Linked DNA regions of Homo sapiens: all the other regions are linked to region 1. The links are chromatin contacts, found by Hi-C or POLR2A ChIA-PET in ENCODE. All regions are on one chromosome and are shown on one strand. Each heading gives the region's core, a stretch centred on a gene start or an enhancer-like site at or near the end of the contact. The rest is flanking DNA. Distances are from core to core; before and after follow the strand shown. Region 1 holds the start of GIPC1 (GIPC PDZ domain containing family member 1). Region 2 holds the start of SAMD1 (sterile alpha motif domain containing 1). Region 3 overlaps ADGRL1 (adhesion G protein-coupled receptor L1). Region 4 holds the start of ADGRE2 (adhesion G protein-coupled receptor E2).

Region 1 (5,503 bases), core at 1,200-3,699:
AGACGGAGTTTCATTCTTGTTGCCCAGGTTGGAGTGCAATGGCGCGATCTTGGCTCACCGCAACCTCTGCCTACCGGGTTCAAGCGATTCTCTCCTGCCTCAGCCTCCCATGTAGCTGTGATTACAGGCATGTGCCACCACGCCCAGCTTATTTTATATTTTTAGTAGAGACAGGGTTTCTCCATGTTGGTCAGGCTGGTCTTGAACTCCTGACCTCAGGTGATCTGCCTGCCTCGGCCTCCCAAAGTGCTGGGATTACAGGCATAAGCCACCACGCCTGGCCTATTTTTATTTTTTTTTGAGATGGAGTCTCGCTCTGTAGCCCAGGCTGGAGTGCAGTGGCACGATCTCAGCTCACTGCAACCTCCGCCTCCCGGGTTCAAGCGATTCTCCTGCCTCAGCCTCCTGAGTAGCTGGGCTTACAGGCGTGCGCCACCACACCCAGCTAATTTTCATATTTTTAGGAGAGAGGGGGTTTCACCATGTTGATCAGGCTGGTCTCAAACTCCTGACCTCTTGACCCACCTGTCTCAGCCTCCCAAAGTGCTGGGATTACAGGGGTGAGCCATGCCCCTAGCCAATTTTTGTATTTTTAGTAGAGACAGGGTTTCCCCATGTTGGCCAGGCTGGTCTCAAACTCCTGACCTCAAGCAACCCACCCGCCTCGGCCTCCCAAAGTGCTGGGATTACAGGCGTGAGCCACCGCGCCCGGGCCCCCTTGCCTGATCTTTGCTGGGCTGGCACCCCTTGCCCACAACTACTCTCTACAGTACCACCCGCTCATATTTTATTCATAGCAGTTAGTGCCATCTGAAATTATCTTCTTTATTTACTTGCTAACTTGTTTGTTGGCTGCTTCCTTCCTTTCAGAGTGCCAACTCCTCAAAAGTAGGGATTTTGTTTTGTTCACTGTTGCATTTTCTGTGCCAAGAACAGTGCCTAGCACATGCACGTAGCAGGTGCTCACTAAATATTTGTAGACTGAGTGAATGAATGTGTCTCAGGTCCTCGTTCTGATTGCTCTCTGTGCTCCCCATCCTTGAAACAGCCCCCTAAACATGCCTGCTGTGCGGTTGCCAACTGTCCTAGGCTCCCCACTTTCCCTGGCTCCCCTCACACCTGAACACAGAGATGAAGAGCCACTTCAGCCCGGATATTGAGTGTTTGGGCTGGAATTTCAGCATCCTCACCCCCTCATCCTGGGAAGGGCCTGAAACTTAGCAACCCCACGGCCACACAGAAGCAGTGTGGCCAGCAGGAGGAGGGGAAGGGGGTTCCTGGGAGCACACAGAAGCTAGGGGAAGGGGGAAACCACGCCCAGGCTCCCCGTTCCAGCACAGTGTTGCTTTGGAGAGAAGGAGGGAAAGAGGCCTCTGATTCACTCTTGAAAAACCGGCTCCTGGGTGTTTCCGGGGAGAACGCCTACTTCCCAGCCTCGGCCCAGGTTGCCAGGGGGGAACCCAGTGGGCCCAGACCCCAGCATCCTGGCCCCCTGCAGACGCCACTCTCTTCTCTGGACCCAGGTAGTTAGACCTGCCCTCTCCAGCTCTGGGGAGAAGGGAAAGGAGGGCAGCTTCCTGTTTGAGTGGCTGGTAAAGCAAAAGACCAGCAGGTGTGGCCCTGATGATGAGTACGGGGTAGGGGGTGGGAGGGGTAGGGGGCCGGAGCTACTCAGCAACAACTGAGCCGTGGAGTTATTGGTATCCAGTCTAGTGGGTGTGACTCCAGTTCTGGACCCTGGGGCATGAGTTCCAGTCCCAGATGTGCCAGTTACTAGCTGTGTGACCTTGGGCAAGTCACTCCACCTCTCTGGGTAGGCTGCCTCACCTTTTTTACAAGAAGGCACAGCACCTCCCATGAGGTGTTTAGAGTCAATTATCCTCATGGTAAATGCCTGACACGGAAGCTCTCCAATAAATGCTAGCTGAGGTGGAGTTTTTCATGACGATTATTATTCAGACCGTGGTCCTCACTGCGTCCCCCCCAAGGCCCTGGAGGGTTCAGACGCGGTTAGCTCAGGGGAAGTGCCCAGGAAAGGGTCAGAAACACTGACCCCGCGCCTGTCCACGCTGGGATGGGGACAGTCCAGCCGGGGGACGGGGGGAGGGGCAAGCCCAGAAACCCCAGCCCAGCGTTGGGAGGCGTTTGTCCCCTGCCCGCCAGCAGGAAGGGAGCTGCCCCCACCACCCCCCACCCCCGCTTCCCCTGGGAAGGGGCCTCCGGCATCCCCGCGCGCAGCCTAGACCTCCAGTCGCGTCCACGGCGCCGGCCCCACCCTGCAGGATCGGCCGGATCCTCGCAGGCCCGCGACCCCCGAGGCCCCCGGAGCAGACACATCCTTCTCGCAGAGGCCACTCACCTGCTCCGCCGCCGCCGCCGCCGCCGCCGCCGCCGCCGCTGCCTCCGCCTCCCCGTGCGCACCCGGCTCGGCCCTCCGCAAACTCCAGACCGGGCCTCTCCCGCAGCGGCGCCTGGGGGGCGGGGCCGACGCCCGCGGCCGGCCAATCAGCGGCTGCCTCTCGGTGCTCGCAGCCAATCCGCGTCTTCCGCTTCGGGTGGACCCGACGGAAACATTCCAGAGGGATCCCTCCGCCTCGCCCGGCTCTTCCCGACTCCTCCCCTCGCCGCGAAGCAGTGGACCGTTCCGCCCCGCCTAAGCCGCGGCTGGCTGTACCACCGGAGGGCTGAGGAGGGGGGGGAGCTGCAGCTGGGCCCCGGCCAATCGCGAGGGAGGAAGGAGACAAGCGGCCAATGGGAAGGAAGCTGGGGCCCCTGAACCACGTGCTGTCGGCTGAGTGTCAGTCTCGGGTGCCCTGGGTGGTGAGGGGCGGGGGAGTCAGGTGACCTAGGCCAGGTTTCGGGGAAAGGATTCGAACTTCCGACGTCCAGGAAAGCGGACAGTTTAGGAGACCTGGGTGGGGGTCAATGGCAGTCCCCAACCCAGTTCCCTGCCCGGCCTCCTCTGCCCCAGCCTGGCCATCCTCGGAGCGGATAAAAAGATGCATTCAATCTCTGGGGGCGGGCGGGGGATCGAGATGAATAGGGAGGGTCCCGAGTTTCCCTGCTTCCTGGGCTGTACAATGGACAAAGGCATTCATTCATTCATTCGTTCACTCACTCATCAAATATTTAATGTGCCAGACTGCTCCGTGCCAGACTCTGTCCTACCTCTGAAGACGCGTCAGTGAATAAGCTGAATGTGCTCCTGGTAGAGGTAACAGAGCGTGCAAAAGCCGGACAGAGAGATACAGCACGCTTTAGGATACTGCAATATCGTGGGAGCTAGTAAATCAGTGTGGAAAGGCAAGATGCAATGAAAGACAAGGGTGAGATAGTTTATCTGCTTGTTGGTTTGTTTATGTGCTAGGTCACAGAAGGTACCCAGCCAGCCTTTCATAGATCTGTCTCCTCCATCTGACTGTGAGGGTGGAGGCTGAGTCTCTCTTGTCAACCCCTCACTCCCACCTCAGGCTGCCACACGGCAGGTTCTCAGCAAACCTGTGTGGACAAATAGACCATGTAGTTTATAAGGAAGGGGGATTTATCAGGTGGACACAGATCCAAGAAACAAGAGTCACAAATGCACCTGGACCAGGCCAGGACGCTCAGTTCCCGGGACAAGTGAGATTTCCTTGTTCTAGTTCAAACCCAGCCACTTGGACAGCAACTGGGGCTGAATGCTGTGTGTTCTGGGAACTGTAGTTCCTGGAAGCCTCTAAGTGCTGAGACCCTGCTCAAGCTCCATAGAAAGACTGGTTCTTTGCAGTTCCCAGGGTGAGATGTTGTGCATATCAGTCCCACCAGGACCTGCAGAGGGGCAAACTAAAATGGGAGATGGAACCTTGAGCTTTGCTGCTGAGGATTGCCTAGCCAGCCCCACCCAGCTGGCAAACACCGAGATTGCTGTGGCAGGCCAGGCAACAGGCACAGCTATTGTCCGTCCCTTCCTGTTCTGCTGACCTCTGCCATCCCACTGAGCAATCAGTTGCCTGGGCTGGCCAGTACCCTCTGTGGGACTGTGCTGCCTGCCCTGCTTGAGCCTGGCATCTAAGCTGCCCCCTGCACACTTGGAGAGGACGGGATGCTGAGCCCAGGGGACAGCATGACTGAGGCTGCAGAGTCCTGAGCCAGACTCCAACTGGCTCCTGTTTCCTGATGAGGAAGTGCCCGGAGAAGGGGTGATGGGATTGTGGGATTGCTCAAGACACAGAGCAGCACTGGGCACCTCCTTTCTGAATTTTTTTTTTTTTTTTTTTGAGACAGTGTCTAGCTCCGTTGGCCAGGCTGGAATGCAGTGGCAGGATCTCAGCTCACTGCAACCTCCACCTCCTAGGCTCAAGTAATCCTCCCATCTTAGCCTACCGAGTAGCTGGGACCACAGGCATGTACCACCACACCTGGCTAATTTTTGTTGTTGTTGTTGTTTGTTTGTTTGTTTTTTTGAGACGGAGCCTCACTCTGTCACCCAGGCTGCAGTGCAGTGGTGCAATCTCAGCTTACTGCAACCTCCGCTTCTCAGGTTCGAGCAATTCTCACGCCTCAGTCTCCTGAGTAGCTGGGATTACAGCGTGCGCCATCATGCTCGGCTAAATTTTTTGTATTTTTAAAAGAGACGGGGTTTCGCCATGTTGGCCAGGCTGGTCTCGAACTCCTGGCCTCAAGTGATCCACCTGCCTCGTCCTCCTGAAATGCTGGGATTACAGGCATGAGCCACTGCACGCAGTCTATTCCTTTGTTTGTCTGTTTGTTTGTTTTGAGACAGAGTTCCACTCTTGTTGCCCAGGCTGGAGTGCAATGGCGCAATCTCGGCTCACTGCAACCTCCACCTCCCAGGTTCAAGCGATTCTCCTGCCTCAACCTCCTGATTAGCTGGGATTACAGGCACCCGCCACCACATCTGGCTAGTTTTGTATTTTTAGTAGAGACAGGGTTTCATCCTGTTGGCCAGGCCGGTCTCGAACTCCTGGCCTCAAGTGATCCAACTGCCTCATCCTCTCAAAATGCTGGGATTACAGGCATGAGTCACTGTGCCAGGCCCATTTGTTTGTTTTTTGATAGAGACAGGGTCTCACCATGTTGCACAGAGCTGGTCTTGAACTCCTGGGCTCAAGCCATCCTCCCTCTTTGGCCTCCCAAAAGTGCTGGGATTACAGGTGTGAGCCACCATGCCCAGCCCTCCTTCCCGATTTTATAGCTCAAGAGGAATGCCTAAAAGCTGAGGCTGGGAAGTCCAATGGTGAGCAGCTTAGATGTGAGCGCTACCTCTGTTCCTTTAAAAGAAAAAAGAGGCCGGGTGCAATGGCTCACGCCTGTAATCCCAACACATTGGGAGGGTGAGGCGGGCGGATCACAAGGTCAGGAGTTCGAGACCAGCCTGGCCAACATGGTGAAACCTCGTCTCTACTAAAAATACAAAAATTAGCTGGGTGTGATGGTGGGCGCCTGTAGTCCCAGCTACTCAGGAGGCTGAGGCAGGAGAATGGTGTGAACCCGGGAGGCGGAG
Region 2 (5,503 bases), core at 1,455-3,954, 410 kb before region 1:
GGAAAGACCACCCACCAAAATAAACAGGCAGATCCAAACATTTATACAGGAAACATCTGGCTGAACGGAAGAGGATCTTGGGGAGATGAGAAGCCCCCCACATTTCATTTTTTTTTTCCTAAAATGTCCTGGACTGGGTGGGGAGGGTCAGCCACCTGGGGTTTAAGGAGCAATCCCCTCCCCACACCGACGTGCTGAGGAGCAGATGTGTGTGAGACAGACACAAGGGGCAAAGATAAGGACAAGAGGGTGCCCTCTCCTTGGAATCTGTTATGAGGGCTGAGGGTGTCCCCGTCCAGCTCCTGGACTCTGGGGGATCTTGGGTGAGATGGGGGCCGGAATGGGCTGGGGCAGGGGTGAGGCTGGGCGCTCAGCCTAAGAAGCCATCGGGGTCATCATCCTCAAAGTGGCCTTGCTGAAGCACCTTGATGTGGTGCTCGTAGATTTTCAGGGCTGGCCCGAGGCGGATGGACAGGCCGGTGAGCACATCTGTGCGCTGCATGAGCAGCAAAGATTTGCCATCAATTTCCTGGGTGGGACAGGAACAGAGAGAGCCGGGATCAGGGCACATCCCAGGGAGGCCCTCTGTGTCTGTCAGTGTGTAGTCCTGGGCTGGAAACTCACCTGCTCTTGGAAAGCTGTCGCCTGCTCCGGGAATCCAGCCTCAGTAAAATATTCGACGACATCCATCACGGTCCACTCGACGGGATCAGATGGCTTCTCTTTGCGCCCGGGACTGCATCAAAACAAACAGACACCAGTGAACACGGATGTCTCTCTGGCTGTACCACACACCTGAGCAGCACCCCCATGTCTCCAATACCCCAACTTACGGACAGCCAAAGGGGGTCCCGTCGGCCCCAGGTAGGGCTGGTTTGCCTGGGGGCAAAGGCACGGGGGACGGGGAGTCTGGCCCGGTGGCAACAGAAGCTGGGAAGGAAAAAAACACCTGTCTTTGGCTTTGTCTTCGGGCTGAGTTCCTCTCCACCTAGCACTCTTCCCCACCCAGAGGGATCCTTACCTGTTCCCCCTTCCTTGTTCATGGCTGCCATGGAGAACACCTGGCGGGTGCCGCTGCCCGGGGCTGGCCCCCGCCCTTCATCCTGGCCCTGGTGCGGTCCGCAGGGGGTCCACTCCTTGACCCTCTCCTTGGCACTCTGAGGTCCCCGCTCGCCGTTAAGCTGGTGGTGCTGGGCACCTGCAGGACGGTCACTCTCGGGCACTTCAGAGCCCTCTGACACATCATCTTCTTCATCTTCATCTTCATCATCATCTTCTTCCTCTTCTTTCTCAAGTACTCGCTCTTCTCCACCTCTCTGGAGCCGAGGAGAGAAGCATGCAAAATTAGTAGCTGTTCTAATCCCAGACCCTGACTGTGGCGTCCGGGCGGTGGGGAGGAGGAACCGATTCCACCTTTAAGAACAATACGGACTAACTTTTACGCATTCACTCCGTGCCAGGCTCTGTGTTAACTAAAGCCCTCGACAACCAAATCTTACTAAACTCGCTCAACAACCCCAAGGGGTCGCTACTGTTATTAAACCGCGTTTACAGCGGAGGAAACTGAGGCTCCGGGAGATTCAATCACTTGCCAAGGTCACCACGCACCGAGCCCGCAGGAAACGCGCGCAAAGCCCCAGCCACCCGCCACCCAGTTCCTCCCGGGACTCGCGCCCCCGCCACCAACTTCGCCCGCACCTGCCCACCGCGCGGCGCCCCCGCTCCCCGGCGCGCTCACCTTGCTGCGAGACGGGCGGGCGCTGGCGGCCGGCGGCGCCCGTCCGGGCCTGTCCCCGCGGGGCAGCGCAAGCGCTCCGAGACGGGTGCGCTCCAGACGGCCTCGAGCCGCCGCCTCCTCCTCCAGCAGCCCCTGCACGCGGCCGCGGGTTAGGCGACCGCCGGCGCCGCCGCTGCCCCCGAGGTAGCGCACGACTTCCCGCAGGCTCACGGGCCGCGCCGCGCCGCCGGCCCGCACCGCGCCCCCCTCCGGCGGCGGCTGTGGCTGCGGCGGCGGCGGCTGCTGCTGCTGTGGCGGCGCCGGCGGGGCCGGCGGGGTGGCTCCGCGCCGGGGCGGCTGGACGCGCGCCGCGTTGCGGTACGAGATGCTCCCCTTGTAGCTGACCCGGAGCACGGCGCGCTGCTGGATCAGTTTCTCGAGCTCGGCGCGCGTGCGCTCCGGCTCCGGGCCGTGCCGCCGCCGCACCATCCGGCAGATGCGCTCCAGGTCCGGCCGCGCCTTGCGCGAGCGCAGCGAGTCGATGGTGTCCAGGATCCACTCTTGGTAGTGCGGGGAAGCGGCGGACGACGAGGCGGCGGCCGCCGTGGTGGCGGCCGCCGCCGTCTCCGGCGGGGGTAGGGCCGGGGGCCCCGCCATGCCTCCCGCCCGGCCCGGCTGCACCGTGCGCGCTGCCTCCCTCCCAGCGCGGCGCCCCCCTCCCCGGCTCCCCTCCCTCCGCCGCTGCCCGCCTCCTCCGCCTCCCCCCCCGGGGGGCGCAGCGCCTCGGCGGAGCGGCGGCGGCGCTGCTGTTTCTTTGCAAAAAAAAAAAAAAAAAAAAGAGAGAGAGAGGGAGAGAGAGAGAGAGGAAAAAACAGTGAGAGAGAAAGAAAAGAGAGAAAAAAATATGCACACACTCACTCACTCGCACGCACGCACACACAGACCCGCTTCTGCTGGGCGCGCGCGGGGCCGGGGATGCGAGGGGGAGGAGGGGAGCGCGGCGCGGCCGGCCCCTCCCCGCCGCCGCCGCCGCCGCACGCGCGCCCTGCGCCCGGGACACTCCGGCCCCCCTTCCTTCCCTCCCTCCCTCCTCCCCGCCGCCCGCCTTCCTCCCTCCCACCCCCACGCGCCCGCTTTTAAGGTGGAGCCCGGGCCCCCCGCCCGCCCCCTTTACCCTGCGCTCTCGCTCACTCCGGCTCGCTCCGGCCCCCCCTTACAACTCCCGCGCGCTTTTTAAGGAGGCGCCGCGGAGTTGGCCCGGGGCGGGGGCGGGGGAAAGCGGCGGGCGGGGGAGGGGGAGGGGAGTGCCGGGGGGAGTGGAGAGGGGGCGGGCAGGGCGGGCGGGCGGCGCTCGGCCGCCCTCCAGCCATTGGGCGCGGGACCCAGACGTCCCCGGCGCCCAGCCCCCCTCTCCACGCCTCTCCAGCGCGCTCCGCTCTCGGGACCGCACTTACCGGGAACTCGCCGCCCGCGGGCCGGGGCTGCCGCGCTCGCAGGGTGCTGCGGGGACCCTCCTGCTGCCGCCGCCCCCGCGTCCCTCAGGCGCGCCTGGCCCGGCGCTGAGGATGCGGGAAGGGGGGCGCGCACCCTCTCCCCCTTCTACTCCCCCTGCCAGGGCCGCCCCCGCCGCCGCTCGGCCTCCTGGCGCGCCAGCCCCAGCGCCTCCCTAGAGCGCCCTCTCGGTCCCGGGCTGGACGCCGAGGGGGCGCGCCGCAGATTTGGGGACCCCGAATCTGGGGTCAAAGGGCAGTTTGACGCTCGTTTCTCCTGCGGGGCCGAAGGAGTGCCGGAATTTCAGCTAAACCCTGGTTACAAGGACTTCAAGCCAGGACCTGATCGGCCTGCACGCTGGGGTCCGAAATTCCCTTTCCAACCCCCTGGGGGTGTGTGGGTGGGTGATCGAAGTCGAGAACACCAGCGACACTTTTTTTTTAAACAAAACTTTATTGGTAATAGTTTTCAAATATGTTTACAACAGCACACTGTTCAAGAGGAAGTCTCGTCCTTCGCAGCACACAGGTTGAATCGCCCCCGCACCCACCCGGGGCCCCACCCCAGGCCTGAGAACTCCTCCTGGGATGGGGAGAAGTTATGAGAGGGGGAAATACGGGGATGAATGGGGTGGCTCCCCAGCGGCTCCCCACTTTTCTATTACGAGAGAAAAAAGCACAAATGAGAAAGTGGGGGAGAGGTGATGGACAGCTGACAGCTAAGCTGGAGGAGGGGCGCCCAGGATGGGGGAGGCGGAAGCTGGTGGGTGAGTAAAACAGGCAGCCCCTCCCCAGCAGCTCTAGCCTTGAACCCCGGGCCGTGGCTTGGGGGGACTTGGCCTCTTCTGTTCCCTTTTGCAGGGATGCCCTCCCCACTCAGCTGAGGGAAGGCTGGACGTTAAAATCTAGCGGAGAATAAAATTAAGGAGTTGGGGGGAAACGCTGCTGGGAGGAAAGACTTGGGCTTGGGGCTCCCCCTCTGTCTTTTTGGGGGATGACTCCTCTTTGGCAGGGAGAGGGGCAGCTGCTTTGTCTGGCTTTCAAAGCCCAAGGGTGAAGACAGGTCTGTTGGGGAAAAAGAGAGCGGAGGCTTCCTAAAGGGGCCTAGACCCTCGCAGGATTGGCAGAGAGGATTCCCCGGGGAGGGGCCCAGGGGAGATTAGCAGCGGGGAGGTTCAAACCCCAGCGCCTCCCTTTCCAAAGTCAGTCTGCTTCTCTTTAAAATGGATTTGAGGAATGGGGGGACATGGGAGGGGTGGGAGTAGAGGAAGGAGGGAGGGAGGCACTGGTGGAACTTAAATAAGATTTTAAATTGTTGTTTTTTTAAAAAAATTCTAGCAAGCAACCCACTGAACATGTCACTAAAAATCTCTCCTTCCCAGGCAGGATTACTCCGAAAGGAAGGTTGGCGCTTCGTTCATTTGCCCTTAGCAAGTGGGGCCTGTGGTTGGGTGGGATGGGGGTGTGGGTGGGGGCTGGAGTTAAGCGTGAGCCCCTCTTTCCATACCCTGTCCCTGGATACACCAGCAAGACCTGGTCTGACTGGAGTTGAGAAACTCGTTTAAAACAGGCAGAAGTGGGCTGGGAGGGCTGAGGGGCTGGGGGGCTGTGGGGAAAGAGGAAGGGAAAAGTGGGAGAGGGGGCAGGAGGGTGAAGGGGATGAGGGGGAGCAGCTGGTGTTTCTGTCCCTCTGATTATCTGGGCTTCCTGCTCCCCCTAACCCTGGAGGGTGGGGTGGGGGTGAAATTAGATGCAAGGAACTCTGGGGCCCTCTGGCTGTTCAATCCAACCCTCCCACCCCCCCGACCAAAAAAAAGAAAAAAGAAAAAAGAAAACCCATGGGGGCACAGGCATGCCCCTAAAACTCAGAAAACTCCTTGCCACACTTCTCATTGATGGAGACCCGGATTTCTTCTTCCTCATAGTCGTCAAAGTTACTCGTATCCCCAGGGCCTTTAAACTTTGGTATGAAGGGAGCTTCCACCTGGAGAGGGATCAAGAATCACCCAGACCTCAGCATTCAACATAATCATTATTACAACAATAAATGCGAATGGCCTAACATTCAAGAGATATTTACTCTGACTCAGGCCTGTGCTTACCATTAGGTTATGGATTCCTCTTAACAGCCCGAAACTCTTAATGTAGCAACTCATCAAAGGGGAAATTACTTCCCAGAGAGAGGCATCTGTTGCACAAGGTCATGGAATGGCCAAATGACCCCAGAATCCCATTTCTAGACCCCACTGCTCTAAGCTCTCTACTCTAGGTTGCTCCTGAACCTGTGTTCTCTTCT
Region 3 (5,503 bases), core at 1,868-4,367, 330 kb before region 1:
CCGGCAGGGTCTCTCATGGGGTCTGGCTCAGCAGCAGACAGTGGCACTGTGCACAGGGGTGGGGGTGGGGACATGGAGAGGGACAGGGCTCCCGGGAGAGTTGGGGAGGGAGAGGAGAGCTGTGCAGAGGGAAGAGAGACAAGGGCGTATGGGGCTTGGCGAGGTCCTGGCTCCGTGGGAGGCTGCGCTGCAAACCACCTGGGAAGAAAGGGTTAGTGCTGGCGGAGGAGAGAGGGGTGAGCAGAGAATTCACTCCAAGGCCCAGGCCCGACTGAGGGTCCCTCAGGGGGGCAGTCCCAGGTCCAGCTCGGAGGGGGCAGGGGAGGGAACCAGGCGCTAGGATAAAGACCCAGCCCGCCCCAGCCAGGCCCCCCACCTCCCCTGGCCCGGACCCCGATTTACCTGCGACCATCCCCGGCTCGGGAAGAGGGACCAAGGCAGCGCTGATGTCAGAAAGGTGGGGGGCCCCGCCCCACCCCCCCAATCCCTGAAAAGGAGGAAAACCTCAACTGCATCTCGTTGGCCACTGCTGGCCGGCCCACCCTTGCCCAGTCACGTCCCAGCACCACCTACTCCTAACCTCCCCTTGACTGATCCGGGGGTCAGTGTGGCCAGACACCCCACCTCCTCCCAGAGTGCGCCCCTCCATCCAGGATGGCCGGGCCTCCCTCACCTCCTGGCTGGCAGAACCCACACATAGGCCAGGGCGAGGGCACAGGGCGAGGGTGGAGGGTTTGCAGTGAATTCTCTGCTCTTGCTTGGCATGTCACCAAAGCAGCTGGCCCCGAGGGGATCGGGGGGCTGGGACCTGGCACCGGCTTGGGGGGCAGCCCCAGTGGCAAGAGGGGCTTGGGCTAGTCCTCATTCCCCACCTCCAGCAGGCTTGGGAGGGAGGGGGACAGGCAGCACTCCCTTCACAGCATGGGAACAATGTGGCTCAGGGGCCCCCTGGCACAAAGCAGCCAGGATGTAGTTTTTGTAGAGGGAGAGGAGCCTGGGACATAGAGCTGGGCAGGAGCCAAAACGACCCTGGCTTGGGCCCTGGGGACTGGCCATCCCCCTGTCCCTGATGCCCTGAGGGGTCGGCCTGCCCACTCTGTCCAGCACACTGGCCTCTGCCCAAGCCGGTCCCCACCCCCACCAGGTGTGTGGCATCTGAGGGGACGTGTTTGTGTGAAGGGGACGGTGGGAGGCCTCAGAGCCTAACCTGCTCAGAGGGTGTCAGGGGGGAAAAATGTGGTTAGAGGTCAACCCAGGGGAAGGGGGAGAAGATGAGGAAGGGTCTGTCTGGGGCCTTGGACAGCAAGGACCCTTCACCAGCACCAAACTCCCAATCCCTCCTCTTCCCTCCCTTGCCCCGTCACCCCACCCGCCCTGCCCTGGCCCTCGAAGAGAAAATCTCCAGTGGTGCCGCATCCAAACCAGTGGGCCTGCAAGAAGAGTGGCTGGTGCTGGGAGGGAGAGAGACTCCAGGAGAAAGAGAGGAGACTGGAGGGGTGTGGTGAGGGGGCGGACCTGGGGCCAGCAGCCCAGGCCTCTCTGAGATGGGGGAGAGGGGAAGACGGGGAGGGGAGCAGCTCAGAGGGACCCTGCCCCACCTCCTTCGGAAGGGATGCTCCACAGACCACTGTAATTTCAAGGCAAAAGGGATCCCTAAAGGCCATGTCCTCCAGCCCTGCCTGCTGCTGCCGGCCTCAGATGGGTAAATTTCCCAAAACTTTCTGGAGAGGAAATGGTCATCCCTAACATCTCACCCTAGAAGCCCCTCAGCAGCAGCACCTCCGCTCCCCCCAATAACAGCCAGTAATGGCCAGCCCCATCCACTAGGGAGTTCTCTGCTAGAAATTACGGAGTCTGTGGAAGTCCCCAGACTGTGCCCCCGCCGCCCGCCGCCCATCTCCCTGGTCCTCTAACCACAACAGCCCAGAAGAAACCCTGACTGCAGCTTTGCAAGTGTGAAAGAAACAGAGAACACGCTCCCCCACCCTTCGCTCCCCCAACCACGAGGCCCGCCCCCGCCCCCTCGCCCTCATTTTTTCATTTTTTGGCAGGCTGCCCCCTCCCAGGGCTGGGGACAGCTGACACCCCTCCCCAGGGCTGGGCCCCCAGCTGGTCAGAGATGGGGATCAGGTTGGGGGTGGGGAGGACTGGTGCTCCATGCTCCAAAACAGCTCTGGGCCTTGGAAACATCAAACCAGAAGGAACTTAAGCCACCAGGAGCCCGAGACATAGGAGAATCTGCTCCCCAAAAGGAAAACAATGGTGTCCCCTCCAGCCCGCCTCCCATGAACCAGAAACATGTTATAAAAGGTACAGGGGAAGGAGGAAGAGAGAGGGGAGAGACAGAGAGAGAGAGAGAGAGAAAGAGAGAGAGAGAGAGAGACAGCTCACCCGGTGCCCCAGTGGGGGAGCCGGGGAAGGGAGTCCCTCCCTCCCCACCCGCCCTGGATGCTTATACACTTCTCCTGAAGGAGGCAAAAGAAGTATGAGAAAAGGCCAGGTCCCCCGAAAGGGCCAGGGACCAGGAAGGAGGGACAGAGAGAGACAGAAACAGCGAGAGAGAGAAAATCCTGCCCAAGCTCAGAGAGGAGCTTCCGTGGGTATCTGGAGGGTGGAGATGCCCGTGGCCGCACCAGGGCTGGTCCCACTGGGAGGACAACCCAGGGTGGGGGATACCGACCGGACCAAGTGTGGGTTGGGGAGAGAAGAAGGGGCCGGGGGAGGGCAGGTCACATAAGTATGGTACAGGTAGAACAAAGTGTGAGTTAGGGGTTAGCATTGGTAACAGTGCGTTTACCTTTCTGCTCCACTTCTACTTTAAGCATCGGAAGAGAGAGAGAAAACAAATTGAAAAAAAAAATGTGCAAGAAAAAAAGAGAAAAAAAAAGAGATTAAATTGCTTTCGTTTCTTTTCTGGCAACACGCCCCCTTTTCCTTTCCTTCCTCGCTCCTGCTTCCCCAACCCCTTCCGTAGCATCAGCTCGGGCCCCCGCCCCCAGGTCCCTTCCTCTGGGGGTGGTCAGGTGGGGTGAGAGGGTGCTGGGGAGACAGTCAGAGGGACGAGGGGGACACACACAGGAGGGAGAAGACACAGAAAGACACAGGGGTGGTAGGGGGGTACAGGCAGGCAGACAGAGCCCTCAGGTGGGAGGGGGCACCCTTGGTGCAAGGCGGGGGCAGGGAGTAGGGAGCCCCAGCTGGGAGGTGGGCTCCGGTCAGAGGGGGCACCAGGGAGTGGTGGGGTGGATAAGCCACTCGGCTCCCTTCCCACCCTGCCTGCTGCCCTCCTGCTAGAACCAGGGGCCCCAGGGGAAGGATTTCAGTGTCTCCCAGGGCCTGGGCCCACCCTCAGCCAAGAAACAGGCTGAACTCCTTCCCCTTTATGCTGGCCTCACCCAGGTCCAGCTGACTTCCCCCAAGCCCTCACAACCCAGAAGAAGCAAACACAGAGAGAAGGTGGCAGAGCCAGACACAGAACGACAGGCAGACGGGCAGTTGCACCCGGGCCCCAGAGAGAGCCAGGGTTGGGGAGACGGAGGCAGAGAGGTGGCGGGGGTGGGGGACACAGACTGGGTGGGACAGCAAGTGGGGGCACAGACACGCTCCCAGGCTCCCCAGGGGCAAGTCTGAGGCTCGGCTTCTCTGCTCAACCCACCCAGGGCCCGGGGGCCCAGGAGCTGGGAGCTCCGCCCTGCCCGCTGCCCTGCGGACGGGCGGCACCTAGGGGAGGAAGGGGCGCGGTTAGACTGTGCTCAGCTGCAAAGCAAATCCAGCATTAGTCGGGCTTGTCCACTGTGTGGGAGGGTTCCCACACATCACGTGCCCCCTGCCACCCACCCCTGACCCACCCTCACCAGCACTGGGGTCACCCCCAGCCTCTGAAGCCCTGGGCCAGGTGGCTGCCCAGGCCGCTCCCCCTCTGCATCCCTGGCCCCTCAGGAACTTCTGACTGGAGGGACTGGCTCTCCTGGCCCCTCTCTGAAGGTTCCAGCAGGGAGCTCCGCAGGGGCAGCCTCTGCCTCCCTTCCCAGCGCCTCACCCAGGGCCTGGCACTCAGGAGATGCTCAGTGAACATTTTGGGGACAAGTGAGTGCCTGGCCTCCCTGTCCTCTAGCTACCTCCTGTCCCCGCTTTAACTCCAGCCTCCTTCCTCTGGAGCATCAGGAGTTAGCTCTGCCCCCAACATCCACCCCGTATGTGTGCACACATGTCTGCGCGTGTGTGTGTGTGCGTGTGTCTCCTGTCTCCCCAAGGGCTCAGGCTATCTCTCTTCCATCAGACAGGCAGCCACTCATCCTCTGAACTGTCCTGCCCTCTGTCCCTGGAGCCTGCCTGGTCTCTGTCGGTTGTAGCCCCTGGACCACGCTCAGGGCCTCGGCTCCAGGAGGTTTCTCAGCTCCTCTCCTCCCCTAGCTTCTTTCCTGCGGCTTGACCTGAGCCTCTCGTCTACTTGCTTTGGCTTCCACCTGGACCGAGGAATTTTTCCTGCCCTTTATCTCACCTGCCTCGGGAGAAGTTGGGTCATTATCCGTTGTTATTTTAATTTTGATTACCACAGCAATAATCGTAATTGACAAGAGGCATTACAAGGAGCTGCAACAAAAGCAACGACTACCAAGTGTCCAGCACTCACGAGGGGCCAGCAACTATGCTACGCACCTCACTGGCCGTCTTTTGAGAACCCTGTCTACAGATGGGAAAACTGAGGCACACTGAAGTGAGGCCACATGGCTGGCGAAAGCAGGCACCATTTCCTTTGCATCTACAGCTCGGGTGCACACAAGCTTGACATGCGTTGTCGCTACTCCTTGTGGCTTCCCAGGGAAGGCTTTTGACCCCTCTCCACCCCATCACAGATGAATAAACAGGCTCAGCTGGCTTAAAGGGCATTGGTAATATTACTGAGCACATCCTGAACCAGGCATGGGTCTGGGCGCTGGGGCGGCGGGTGAAGACGAAGCCTCTGCCCTTGGGAAGTTTACACTCGGCACTCAAAACCCTGCCACCAGGAGCGACTTTGTGGCCGGCCCTGGGCCAAGCGCTTCTCACATGTCATCTCATGGACTCACACCTCCTTCCGTAGTGGCCCAGAGAAATTAAATCATTTGCTCAAGGTTTCAGAGCCAGAAAACTCAAGAGCCCAGTCGAGCCTTGAACCTACACCCATCTGACTGCCCCCCTGTGCTGAGCTCGCTGCCTCCCACCCCCCTTCCCCGCTGTCCCAGCCGCGGGAGTCAGCCGTGTCCCCAGTGCTGTGGGGAGGCTTCAAGGAGCAGATGGGCATCCCCCTCGGTGGTGGCTGAAGGCCTCAAGCGCTGAAAGGAAAGGACGAAGAGTAAAAGAAGAAAATTACGGAAGCACAGAAGGGATCCTGTTTCCCCAGCATCGAGTCACCTGTGAGGAGAAATCAAAGGCTGGCAGGGAAGGTTGGGGTGGGAGGGGAGAGGAGGGAGAGTTACAGGGCCTCTTAGTCCCCAAACCCGGCCCGCCACACTCAGACACC
Region 4 (5,503 bases), core at 150-2,649, 280 kb after region 1:
GCGGTCTCGCCTGGGGCCACTTGGCTCTTCCCTGGGCAGGCACGCAGGGGCCTTGTCAGAAATAGCTCTGGGCTCCCACTTTGGTAGGGCTCACCCTGTGCCCAGAGCTTTGGCATGCCAGAGTTGGCAGAGCCTGCGTCCCAGCTGGCAGTATCTTCCCCTGCTGTTTTCCAGATGAGGAAACTGAGGCCAGGTACAGAGGCTCACGCCTGTGATCCCAGCACTCTGGGAGGGCGAGGCAGGAGGATCGCTTGAGCTCAGGAGTTTGAGACCAGCCTGGGCAACATGGCGAAGCTCGGTTTCTTTCTTTCTTTTTAAATTAATTAATTAATTAATTAATTAAATTTTTTAGACTTTAAGTTCTAGGGTACATGTGCACAACGAGCAGGTTTGATACATAGGCATACATGTGCCATGTTGGCTTGCTGCACCTATCAACTCGTCATTTACATTAGGTATTTCTCCTAATGCAATCCCTCCCCCAGGCCCCCACCCCCCGACAGGCCCCAGTGTGTGATGTTTCCCGCCCTGTGTCCAGGTGTTCTCATTGCTCAGTTCCCACCTATGAGTGAGAACATGTGGTGTTTGGTTTTCTGTTTCTGTGTTAGTTTGCTGAGAATGATGGTTTTCAGCTTCATCTGTGTCCCTGCAAAGGACATGAACTCATCCTTTTTTATAGCTGCATAGTATTCCCTGGTGTATATGTGCCACACTTTCTTAATCCAGTCTATCATTGATGGACATTTGGGTTGATTCCAGGTCTTTGCTATTGTGAATAGTACCGCAATAAACATACATGTGCATATGTCTTTATAGTAGCATGATTTATAATCCTTTGGGTATATACCCAGCAATGGGATCGCTGAGTCAAATGGTATTTCTAGTTCTGGATCCTTGAGAAATCACCACACTATCTTCCACAATGGTTGAACTAATTTACATTCCCACCAACAGTGTAAAAGCGTTCCTATTTCTCCACACCTGTGATCCCAGCACTCTGGGAGGCCGAGGCAGGAGGATCGCTTGAGCTCAGGAGTTTGAGACCAGCCTGGGCAACATGGCAAAGCTCTGTTTCTTCAAAAAGAAAAAAAATTACCTGGGCTTGGTGGCAGACGTCTGTGGTCCCAGCTGCTACTACTCAGGAGGCTGAGGCAGGAAGAATCACCCGAGCTGGGGAGTTTGAGGCTGCGGTGAGCTAAGATGGTGCCACTGCACTCCAGCTTGGGTGATAGAGTGAGACCCTGTGTCAAAAACAAAAAGAAAGAAAGAAAACTGAGGCATTACAGTGTCCACATAAAAGCCCAGGGAGGGAGAAGGGGCCCTCTTCCGATGCCAGGCAGGTGCCAAGAAGAGAAGCTTCACCGCACAGAGCAGACCCCCCGGATCTTTCTGGTCTTTCTAAGCCAGTTTCCTCCTGTGGGAAACTTATATTTCAGAGGCCCCTGGGCACTTCGTTAATCAACAGAGAATCATGTGATAGGAGGGTTCTTTCCTTTCTGGATAAATCATATGATTAGCTTGTCTCTTGAGGTACGTAATCATTTTTTAAAACGCTATATATATTTTTAAGAGATCTTACTCTGTCACCCAGGCTGGAGTGCAGGGTCACCATCACAGCTCACTGCAGCCTCAAACTTCAGGGCTCAAGGGATCCTCCTGCCTCAGCCTCCTGAGGAGCTGGGACTACAGCTGTGCACCATCACGTCTGGCTAGTTTTCTCCTTAAGTGTTTTTTTTTTTTGTAGAGACGAGATCTCGCTATCCTGCCAAGAAAATGCTATTATTTATGGAGCACTTAATTTGTACCAGGTCTGGTCCTAAGTGCTTTTTTTTTTTAATCTATATTAACTCATTTACTCCTTAAAACATCTGCAATGATGTTGTCATTCCCATTTGACAGAGGAGGAAACTGAGGCACAAGTGACTCACCCAGCTGAGACTCAGATCCACAGGCCGGCAGCCCAGCCCTGGAGTCCCTGCGATGAGCCCAGGGGAAAGTCTCCACTGGGCACTAACATGTCTTTAGCGCCTCCGTGACCCTGAGGCTTAGCAGGTGTCTGTATCCAGCCAGAATTCAAGGACTTGGTTTTGTGTTCCTCATATTTATATTTATTTTTAGGTTTCCCTACTATCTGGGGCAATGAGGAGGGTTTTTCAGTGAGGATGCCGAAATCAAGTCTCCTTGTTACATGAGTAAATTCAAGATGCAGAAGTGATGAATGCTAAGGAAAATATAGTTCAGTTGTTCAAAGGGGGAGATTGCAGCGATGGAGAAAAAAGTCACTAATGACTGAAGTCAGAGAACTATTGTCCTGGGAATAATCAAACATCCACAGTCCTAGAATTTACCCCTTCCTGTCCCGGGCTCCTGTGGGGGTGGCCTGGGCTGTGGGGGAGGGGAGTGAACACCAGCAGAAGCTGGAAGGAGAGAGGGCCAGACCAGGTCTGGAGGGATTTTGCCTTTTTTTTCTCAGAAAGCCAGAAACTCCAGCTAGAACCCCAGGGCTCAACGTCCCTTCTCTGCAGATCAGACGGGCAGGTCAGACAGCTGGCGTCTGCAGAATCTCAGGGAGGTAGTGGCACTTCCTGATGCCAGGGATTGTCCCTACACCCCTTCATGGTGATCATCGACTCTTCTTAATTTAATTTTATTTTACTGTATTTTAGAGACAGACTCTGGTGTTGCCCAGGTTGGAGTACAGTGGCGCCATCTCGACTCACTGCAACCTCCGCCTCCCGGGTTCAAGCGATTCTCCTGCCTCAGCCTCCAGAGTAGCTCGGACTACAGGTGCCCACCACCACACCTGGCTAATTTTTGTATTTTTATTTTATTTTATTTATTTGTTCATTCATTTATTTATTTTGAGACAGAGTCTCGCTCTGTCACCCAGGCTGGAGTGTGGTGATGTGATCTCAGCTCACAGCAACCTCTGCCTCCTGGGTTCAAGAGATTCTCCTGCCTCAGCCTCCCAAGTATCTGGAATTACAGGTGCAAGCCACCACGCCTGGCTAATTTTTGTATTTCTAGCAGAGATGGAGTTTCGCTATGTTGGTCAGGCTGGTCTCGAACTTCTGGCCTCAAGTGATCTGCCTGCCTTGGCATCCCAAAAGTGCTGGGATTACAGGCGTGAACCACAATGCCCGGCCTGAAACATTCTTTTTAAATTTTTATTTTATTATTATTATTATTATTTATTATTACTTTTTTCTGAGACGAAGTCTTGCTCTGTCACCCAAGCCGGAGTGCAGTGGTGCTATCTCGTCTCACTGCAATCTCTGCCTCCCGGGTTCAAGCAATTCTCCTGCCTCAGCCTCCCGAGTAGCTGGGATTATAGGCACCTGCCATCGCATCTAGATAATTTTTGTATTTTTAGTGGAGACAGGGTTTCACCATGTTGGCCAGGCTGGTCTCGAACTCCTGTCCTCAAATGATCCACGCGCCTCAGCCTCCCAAAGCGTTGGGATTACAGGCGTGAGTCACCATTCCTGGCGGCTTTCTTGAGTCTCTCCAATACTTCTCACCATCTCCCTTCTTCCCTAGCAACCATCTGCCCTCGAGCCGCATTAGGCTGTCAGCCCCCTGAGTGACTTTTGTCTTTTTCTCTGCAGAGCACCAGCACAGAGCCTGTGCTGAGTGGGGCCCTATATGGTAAACCATGCAAATTAGTAGTACTCCTGCCACTCCACTCCGCTGCCGCCCAGCTAAAGGAAGCCTCCTTCAGCCTCGCTGATCTGGTCCCTGCCGGGGTGTCTGCCTATGTTTCTCCGCCTTCTCTTTGTCCAGAAGTCTCAGTCCTGCTGACCTATTTTGCAGCTTCTGGACAACCTCTGCAATGATGGGGGGTGCGAACATGGTCCTCATTTGTCAAAAGGGGAACTGGAACCTGGGGGTTTGGGGCCCCTGGCCCCAGGTTGCTCAGCTAAGAAGTAACCCAAGATTACCTGTAATCCCAGCTGCTTGGGAGGCTGAAGCAGGAGAATTGCTTGAGCCCAGGAGATGTAGGTTGCAGTGAGCTGAGATCGCGTTATTGCACTCCAGCCTGGGCGATAGAGCCAGACTCCGTTTCAAAAAAAAAAAAAAAAAAAAAAGAAGCAACCCAAGATTATCCAACCAACAATAATAATGGTATTATTAATTATATTAGTATAATTTATTGTTATTATTTTAGAGACAGGGTCTCTGTTGCCCACGCTGGAGCACAGTGGCGGTGGCACAATTATGGCTTCAGGCAACCTGCACGTCCTGGGCTTATGTGATCCTCCTGCCTCAGCCTACCAAGTAGCTGGGACTACAGGCATATGTTGCCATGCCTGGCTAACTTTTCACTTTTTTTGTGTGTGTGTGAGGGGGACGGAATCTTGCCCTGTTACCCAGGCTAGAGTGCAGTGGCGAGATCTCGGCTCACTGCAACCTCCGCCTCCCAGCTTCAAGCAATTCTCCTGCCTCAGCCTCCCTAGAAGCTGGGATTACAGGCACACACCACCACGCCCAGCTAATTTTTTAGTAGAGACGGGGTTTCACCATGTTGGCCAGGCTGGTCTCGATCTCCTGACCCTCAAGTGATCCGCCCACCTCAGCCTCCCAAAATGCTGGGGTTACAGGTGCATGCCACCATGCCTAGCCACACTCCTTTTTTAAATTTAAAAACTGAGTGAAGTCAGGAGAAAAAAATCTTAAATTGCAGCATGACAGATTCCATACTAGAATCTTGAAAAAGTCTCCAAAGCCCCATAGGAAAAAGCCACCTTGCAAAAAAGCTGAGATACAAAGATAATAAAAGATTTGGTTTCAGGATACAAACATATGCAAGAAGACTTTAAAAAATAATCAAGGCTGCCGGGCGCGGTGGCTCATGCCTGTAATCCCAGAGAGGCCGAGGTGGGCAGATCACCTGAGGTCAGGAGTTCAAGACCAGCCTGGCCAACATGGTGAAACCCCGTCTGTACTAAAAGTACAAAAATTAGCCGGGTATGGTGGTGGGTGCCTGTAATCCCAGCTACTTGGGAGGCTGAAGCAAGAGAATCACTTGAACCCGGGAGGCAGAGGCTGCAGTGAGCTGAGATTGCGCCACTGCACTCCAGCCTGGGAGACAAGAGTGAGACTCCGTCTAAATAAAATAAAATAAAATAAAAATACATAAATATAAATAAATAAATAAAAATAAACAAGGCTGGGCCGGGCGCAGTGGTTCATGCTCGTAATCCCAGCTACTTGGGGATGCTGAGACGGGAGGATTGCTTGAGCCCAGGAGTTCGAGACCATCCTGGGCAACATAATGAGACCTCCATCTCTACAATAAAAATAAAAAATTCGCCAGGTGTGGTGACTCGCACCTGTGGTCCCAGCTACTCAGGAGGCTGAAGTGGGAGGATGGCTTGAGCCCAGGAATTCGAGGTGGCAGTGAGCTGTGATCATACCACTGCACTCCAGCCTGGGTGACAGAGCAAGACCCTGTCTCAAAAATAAATAAAATAAAAAAATAAGTAACTGAGCAAAGGAATAA

What was found. A loop is a pair of places that touch in the nucleus more often than their neighbours do. ChIA-PET counts read pairs that join two places held with the same protein, here RNA polymerase II (POLR2A). Pooled maps may share reads with other maps.
Region 2: a pooled map shows a loop between it and region 1 (3-fold over the local background). The contact joins the promoter of SAMD1 here to the promoter of GIPC1 in region 1. A Hi-C loop is called at or near these places in 1 of 168 maps with a recorded cell type or tissue (ascending aorta) and 6 of 50 pooled maps. POLR2A ChIA-PET finds 5 or more read pairs at or near these places in 6 of 52 experiments (A673, Caco-2, GM12878 and 3 more).
Region 3: POLR2A ChIA-PET joins it to region 1 with 10 read pairs in A673. The contact joins the enhancer-like site here to the promoter of GIPC1 in region 1. A Hi-C loop is called at or near these places in 1 of 168 maps with a recorded cell type or tissue (psoas muscle). POLR2A ChIA-PET finds 5 or more read pairs at or near these places in 4 of 52 experiments (A673, H1, activated T-cell and 1 more).
Region 4: a loop to region 1 is called in a pooled map, with 3 times the contacts of the local background. The contact joins the promoter of ADGRE2 here to the promoter of GIPC1 in region 1. A Hi-C loop is called at or near these places in 1 of 50 pooled maps. POLR2A ChIA-PET finds 5 or more read pairs at or near these places in 2 of 52 experiments (T-cell and WTC11).

Annotation. Positions count from the first base shown.
Region 1 is chr19:14,493,678-14,499,180 of GRCh38, forward strand. GIPC1 (GIPC PDZ domain containing family member 1) reads right to left here and starts at 2,450. Exons shown (of 9, transcript NM_005716.4): 1 at 2,360-2,450. RefSeq lists enhancers at 1,765-2,691, 3,972-4,471 and silencers at 2,354-2,583, 2,724-2,783.
Region 2 is chr19:14,088,047-14,093,549 of GRCh38, forward strand. It overlaps SAMD1 (sterile alpha motif domain containing 1), which reads right to left and starts at 2,705. Exons shown (of 5, transcript NM_138352.3): 1 at 1,739-2,705; 2 at 1,022-1,316; 3 at 834-930; 4 at 625-736; 5 at 1-529. The coding sequence starts at 2,374. The coding sequence ends at 371. PRKACA (protein kinase cAMP-activated catalytic subunit alpha) reads right to left here. Exons shown (of 10, transcript NM_002730.4): 10 at 3,642-5,191. The coding sequence ends at 5,066. RefSeq lists an enhancer at 557-1,066 and silencers at 1,711-1,760, 2,061-2,320, 2,651-2,870, 3,011-3,060, 3,111-3,440.
Region 3 is chr19:14,164,219-14,169,721 of GRCh38, forward strand. The region is part of intron 4 of ADGRL1 (adhesion G protein-coupled receptor L1); the gene reads right to left. ADGRL1-AS1 (ADGRL1 antisense RNA 1) reads left to right here. Exons shown (of 3, transcript NR_045214.1): 3 at 4,559-5,503. Among named protein-coding and RNA genes, the nearest start is that of ADGRL1-AS1, 30 kb to the left of the region's middle. RefSeq lists an enhancer at 3,233-3,732 and a silencer at 3,603-3,792. Within about 2 kb of position 3,118, at least 7 of the 41 ENCODE cell types and tissues checked have a DNase peak (open chromatin) inside an H3K27ac peak, as active enhancers do.
Region 4 is chr19:14,777,161-14,782,663 of GRCh38, forward strand. It overlaps ADGRE2 (adhesion G protein-coupled receptor E2), which reads right to left and starts at 1,400. Exons shown (of 21, transcript NM_013447.4): 1 at 1,097-1,400.